2 separate regions of the Homo sapiens genome follow, and region 1 is linked to region 2. A link is a contact called in ENCODE Hi-C or POLR2A ChIA-PET data. All regions are on one chromosome and are shown on one strand. The core of a region is the stretch at or near the end of the contact, and the rest is flanking DNA. Distances in the headings are between cores, read along the strand shown. Region 1 holds the start of ITGAM (integrin subunit alpha M). Region 2 holds the start of RUSF1-DT (RUSF1 divergent transcript).

Region 1 (3,091 bases), core at 303-2,802, 250 kb before region 2:
CCCAGGTGGGATTACAGGTGCCTGCCACCACGCCTGGCTAATTTTTTTGTCTTTTTAGTAAAGATGAGGTTTCACCATGTTGGGCAGGCTGGTTTCAATTGCTGACCTCAAGTGAGCCACCCCGCCTCAGCCTCCCAAAATGCTAGGATTACAGGCATGAGCCACCGCACCCAGCCAAGTTTGTACATATATTTTTGACTACACTTCTTAACTATTCTTAGGATAAATTACTAGAAGTGAAAATTCTTGGGTGAAGAGCTTGAGGCCTTTACACACACACACACACACACACACAAAAATAGGCTGGATGCAGTGGCTCACACCTGTAATCTCAGCAGTTTGGGAGGCTGAGGAAGGAGGATCACTTGAGTCCAGGAGGTTGAGAATAGCCTGAACAACATAGCAAGATCTTGTCTCTACAAAAAATTTAAAAAAAATTAGCTGGCCATGGCAGCATGTGCCTGTAGTACCAGCTACTCGGAAGGCTGAGGTAGGAGGATCGCTTGAGCCCAGGAGGTTGATTGAAGCTGCAGTGAGCTGTGATTACACCACTGCACTCCAGCCTGGGCAACAGAGCTAGACTCTGTCTCTAAAAAAAGCACAAAATAATATTTAAAAAGCACCAGGTATGCCTGTACTTGAGTTGTCTTTGTTGATGGCTACAAATGAGGACAGCTCTGGCTGAAGGGCGCTTCCATTTCCATGGGCTGAAGGAGGGACATTTTGCAAAGTGTGTTTTCAGGAAGACACAGAGTTTTACCTCCTACACTTGTTTGATCTGTATTAATGTTTGCTTATTTATTTATTTAATTTTTTTTTTGAGACAGAGTCTCACTCTGTCACCTGGGCTGGAGTGCAGTGGCATTATTGAGGCTCATTGCAGTCTCAGACTCCTGAGCTCAAACAATCCTCCTGCCTCAGCCTCTGGAGTAGCTAGGACTACAGGCATGTGCCACCATGCCTGGCTAATTTTTTAAATGTATTTTTTTGTAGAGTCGGGGTCTCCCTATGTTGCCCAGGCTGGAGTGCAGTGGTGTGATCCTAGCTCACTGCAGCCTGGACCTCGGGCTCAAGTAATTCTCACACCTCAGCCTGTCCAGTAGCAGGGGCTACAGGCGCGCACCACCATGCCCAGCTAATTAAAAATATTTTTTTGTAGAGACAGGGTCTCTCTATGTTGCCCAGGCTGGTTTCAAACTCCCAGGCTCAAGCAATCCTCCTGCCTTGGCCTCCCAAAGTGCTGGCATTACAGGCGTGAGCCACTGCGCCTGGCCCGTATTAATGTTTAGAACACGAATTCCAGGAGGCAGGCTAAGTCTGTTCAGCTTGTTCATATGCTTGGGCCAACCCAAGAAACAAGTGGGTGACAAATGGCACCTTTTGGATAGTGGTATTGACTTTGAAAGTTTGGGTCAGGAAGCTGGGGAGGAAGGGTGGGCAGGCTGTGGGCAGTCCTGGGCGGAAGACCAGGCAGGGCTATGTGCTCACTGAGCCTCCGCCCTCTTCCTTTGAATCTCTGATAGACTTCTGCCTCCTACTTCTCCTTTTCTGCCCTTCTTTGCTTTGGTGGCTTCCTTGTGGTTCCTCAGTGGTGCCTGCAACCCCTGGTTCACCTCCTTCCAGGTTCTGGCTCCTTCCAGCCATGGCTCTCAGAGTCCTTCTGTTAACAGGTGCATGGGGGTGGGGTGGGGGACTCTGGGTGGGGAGGAGGGTAACTTTTGGGTCTGTCATAAATAGAGGGCCCAGAATATGTAGGAGTCAGTCTGGGGAGAGGCAAAGGGGATTTGGGGAAGGAGAAAGGGTTCAAGAAGAAGCAGGGAGAACAGCTAGACCCAGACAGGCTGGCCAGGGAAGCCTGGATGAATGACCACATTCATGGACTGTGCAAGGCTGCTTGCCGGTCCCCTTGCTTCACACATGAGGAGACGGAGGCCCAGGGAGGAGAAGTGACATGGCTCAGGGTGCGCAGCAGGTGTGAGACCCCTTTCCTGAGTGCTTCCTCCTGGATCCCCTCTCACCATCTCCACTTTGCCTCCGGTTCTATTTTCCAAGGTCCCGGGTGCAAATGTTTGTTGAATGACTGATGAATGAAAATGATTTGAGTTTGTTACCTTTTATGCTTATATGTTGTGGAAAATGAAATTCTCCTCAAAAGGGAAGGAAATACTTGAGAGCTGCATAGGAAGGAAATTATCTAATTAAGAATGTATAGAAACTTCACTGTTGGGCAAATCATCGTTGTGACACCGGGGGAAGAAGCCATTTAGGTGCTCAGAAGGGAGGCTGGAATTCAGAGCAGGACTGGACGTGCCCCACGACGGTGGTTCTTAGGTCAGGAGTCAGCAAACAGTGGCCTGGGGGCCCGATATGGCCCACGACCTGTTTTTGCACAACCTGCCAGCTAGAGATTGAAGATGAACACTGATAATCGATTTGATGATAGGGAGCACCACCCCCAAAGAATTCTATTTGTCTCATTTGTAAACCCGTATTACAAACAAATTGTACTCAATCATTATGTTTGAAATTTCCCTAATGACAAATTTGTGGAAAAGTATTTTCTGTCTTGTTATATAAGTACTTGTACAACATATTCTATCAGCCTCTTGGTCTGCAAAACCTAAAATTTACTATCTGGCTGTTTACAGAATAAGTGTGCTAATCCCCGCCCCAGGCTAACAGAGCTGGACCTGGGAGGCAGACATCTGGATGCTGGGTTAGTTAGGGTGACCGAATGGATGGGAAAGGGAATGGAGCAGGAAGACATGCTGCTATCTTTTTTTTTTTTTTTTTTTTTTGATACAGGGTCTTTCTCTGTTGCCCAGGCTGTAGTGCAGTGGCATGATCATGGTTCACTGCAGCCTTGACCTCCTGGGTTCAAGCAATCCTCCCACCTCAGCCTCCTGAGTACCACTACACCCGGCTAATTTTTTATTTTTTGTAGAGATGGGGTCTCACTGTGTTGCCTAGGCTGGTCTTAAACTCCTGAGCCCAGGTGATCCTCCCACGTCAGCCTCTTAAATTATTGGGATAACAGGCCTGAGCCACCACACCCAGCCATTGCTTTCTTTTAAATTATTATTAGTTTTTG
Region 2 (3,056 bases), core at 200-2,699:
CTATTAGGTTGGCTCAAATGTAATTGCGGGTTTTCCATTACCTTTAATGGCAATAACGACAAAGAAACCCCGCAATTACTTTTGCACCAGCCTAATAAATATCCCCTGCGAGCAGTAGTGAAAGACAAAGGACAGTGGCAAAAGCCATGGGGCCTCCTCGTGTAGAACATGTAACAATTTCCCTTTTCTGTTCTATTTCCCTCTCTGGGTGGCATGGTACCAAACTGTATTTTTTTTCCTTAAACAATTTTTTAAAAGCTGTACATATTCAGCAGATAGTCACTCTATTATTTACAGCATCATCTGGTATCCCAGAGCATACACAATACCTTCCATTCTTTCCAGGCTCTCCTCTCTCCTTCTCAGGACCAACTATATCTTTTTTTTCTGGAGCTCACCAATTTCCCCTATCCTGGGCAGCTGGCAGTTTTATTCCATCAATTGCATTCTTATGCAATCTTCCACAAAGAGAATAGGGATAAAGGGGAGGGGACGGGATTTGGGATCCAGATGATTGAGACTCAGAAGTCTGTGTGGGGAATGGAGTGCGGCTGCTAGGCTGGTGAGTGGGATGAGGGTCTTCCAGATGTGGGAAGTAAGACTGGGTTACAAAGCACCACTCTAATCACTGGGGAGACCTGCCTGAATTCTACCTAATGGGGCACGAGTCCATACATATATACACATAAGAGCCCAGCGAAAGCAGGGCTGAAAGCAGCAATACGTGAGGCTCCAGGGGTGCAGCTCACCTTTCACGAGCCAGGTGGCCGTGGCAGCTGAAACAGTGGCTTTTGCGTTCCCCACCCCTATGCCCAGCAAGACTGCCTGGGTGGCTAGGGAGCCGGAGAGGCTGGAAGCAAACGCCTGGAGAAGAAAACAAGTAGGGTGAGAAGCGGGCGTAGGAGCGTGGCGGTCTAAGTGCCTTCATCTGTTCTTGTTCTTGGTGTATGAGGCATGTCAGACCCCCCGCCCCCCGGGCTCCGAGTCTCAGTCACCCGTCCATTATTGGGGAGGGAGGAGTGGCCTGCACTGTCCTCTGCCCCAGACGACCGAGCTGACCTGCACGGAATCCCACAGCTGGTAGGGCAAGTAGTCCGGGCTGACGCTATCAGGGAAGCCCTGAGGCAGGAACACGGCCTGGAGCCCGGAGAGGGGCGGTGAGGGGGCCCCGGAAGCCCCCACTTCGCCCGCATCTCGTCCTTCAGGTTTGACCGTGAAGGCCCTGGAGAGCCCCCACCAGCGCCAGCCCCCGACCTCCCACTGCAGGCTCCCGTCCGCGGCGGCGCGGCAGCCCCGTGCCTCCCCGGAGCCGAACTGCTCGGAACACAGCGGGGTCTCCAAACCCGCGTCGTCAGCCATGCCGAGCTTTTGGATCCCAGCCCCGCCCCTGCCGCACGGTGGACGTGGCAGGCGGCACTTCCGGCTGGGCTACCGCGGCTGCAGAGGGACATCTTTCAAGAACAGGCGCCGGCCTCGGCGTCCGCCGCGCAGTTAGGAAACTGACTGTCGCTCTCTCCGGCCTCGGCGCTGCTTCGGACGCCCCGGCACCGGCCCCCGTTGCTTTGTAGCATTCTGCAGCTGGGCTGCAGGCGCCGTGGGCCTCCGCCAGTTGTGTTCGAGACGCGGTTCGGCCACAGAAGTTTTAGCTTGTGACTTTTGGCAAGTCAGTGGCCCTCTCTGGGCCTCAGGTGCCTTTTTTGCTGTGAGACCAGCGACTGTATTTTTAACCCTGATTTTATCCCTAGATCTACCCAACACATAGTAGGTGCTCAAAAGATATTTATGAGTGAATGAATGCATCATGAGAAGAAATTGGACCAGATGAGGCCCTGTGAAGCTGCTTGGGTCTTTTTTTGTTCTTTTTTTTTTCTCTCTTCTGAGTGTCCCTGGCCTGGACTAGAAATTCTCCATCCTTCGGCCTTCTGCGAGACTGCAGGAACATTACTTTTGAAGGATGCTAAGGAATCCGAGGGATGAAAAAAATCAAGAGATTGCAATGATGTCACAAAACAAGGAAACAAGGCAGGAAGTTCTTGTGTGTTTTTTTGCGGGAGAGAGTCCATGAAATTGGGGGGAGTCCAAAGAGGGAGTGTTTCTGTCCTTGGAACTCACCTTTTCTTCTTTCCATTTCTCCTCTTCTCCTTCCCATCTAGTGCAGCATCTTCACTCCGAAGCAGAAATTTGCCAAAAAAGCATCCTCTTTTTATCAGAAAATAAAATATCCTGGTTTCTTAGCCTGGCATTCTTGGATCCCCACAGTTTGATCCCAACCGACAACTCCTTATTTGAAACTTCAGATTCTCCCAAACCGTCACCTTCCTCGTGGACTTAATCCTGGAAGGCCCTTCTACCCCACTTCGCCTTATCTCACACAAACACAGTCTCTCTCTGACTGAGATAAACTTGAACACTTCTTTTCTTTTCTTTTTTTTTTTCTTTAAATTTCGGGTTTCAAAATACAAATGGCCTAATCACAACATTTCTGTAATGTTGTCTAAATTCAGGTACTGGTTTGAATAGAGGACAAAAATAAAACAAGGTTTGAAGACTAAGTACTTTAAAAACATATTTATTTAAATAGAGGCAGGGCCTCCCTATGTTGCCCAGGCTGCTCTCAAACTCCTGGCCTCAAAAGTGATCCTTGGGCTGGGCGTGGTGGCTCACGCCTGTAATTCCAGCACTTTGGGAAGTCGAGCCAGGTGGATCACTTGAGGTCAGGAGTTTAAGACCAGCCTGGCCAACATGTTGAAACCCCATCTCTACTAAAAATACAAAAATTAGCTGGGCGTGGGGGTGGTGTGGCCATAATCCCAGCTATCCGGGAGGCGGAGGCAAGAAAATCGCTTGAACCGTGCAGTTGTCATTAACTCCGTGTTTGTTATCTCTTTTTTACCAATGGTTTGCCAGTTTCTTCTACAAATACCTGTTGCTACCTATGTGCTCATTGGGATAGTGAGCAAAAACAAACAAGGGTCTTGGTCTTTTGGAACTTATATTAGGGAAGGATATTGATCAAATCATACAAATAAATGCAAAGTTGGAACTATTTCAATTGC

What was found. Hi-C counts contacts between places; a loop is a spot of excess contacts on that map. ChIA-PET counts read pairs that join two places held with the same protein, here RNA polymerase II (POLR2A). Pooled maps may share reads with other maps.
Region 1: a pooled map shows a loop between it and region 2 (3-fold over the local background). The contact joins the promoter of ITGAM here to the promoter of RUSF1-DT in region 2. A Hi-C loop is called at or near these places in 2 of 50 pooled maps. POLR2A ChIA-PET finds 5 or more read pairs at or near these places in 2 of 52 experiments (MCF 10A and activated CD4-positive, alpha-beta T cell).

The regions. Positions count from the first base shown.
Region 1 is chr16:31,258,423-31,261,513 of GRCh38, forward strand. ITGAM (integrin subunit alpha M) reads left to right here and starts at 1,553. Exons shown (of 30, transcript NM_000632.4): 1 at 1,553-1,670. The coding sequence starts at 1,643. RefSeq lists an enhancer at 1,310-1,409.
Region 2 is chr16:31,507,015-31,510,070 of GRCh38, forward strand. RUSF1-DT (RUSF1 divergent transcript) reads left to right here and starts at 1,450. Exons shown (of 2, transcript NR_186401.1): 1 at 1,450-2,022; 2 at 2,159-2,552. It overlaps RUSF1 (RUS family member 1), which reads right to left and starts at 1,377. Exons shown (of 13, transcript NM_022744.4): 1 at 1,060-1,377; 2 at 750-864. The coding sequence starts at 1,359. RefSeq lists enhancers at 363-1,078, 1,079-1,793, 1,358-1,927 and silencers at 1,088-1,147, 1,208-1,257.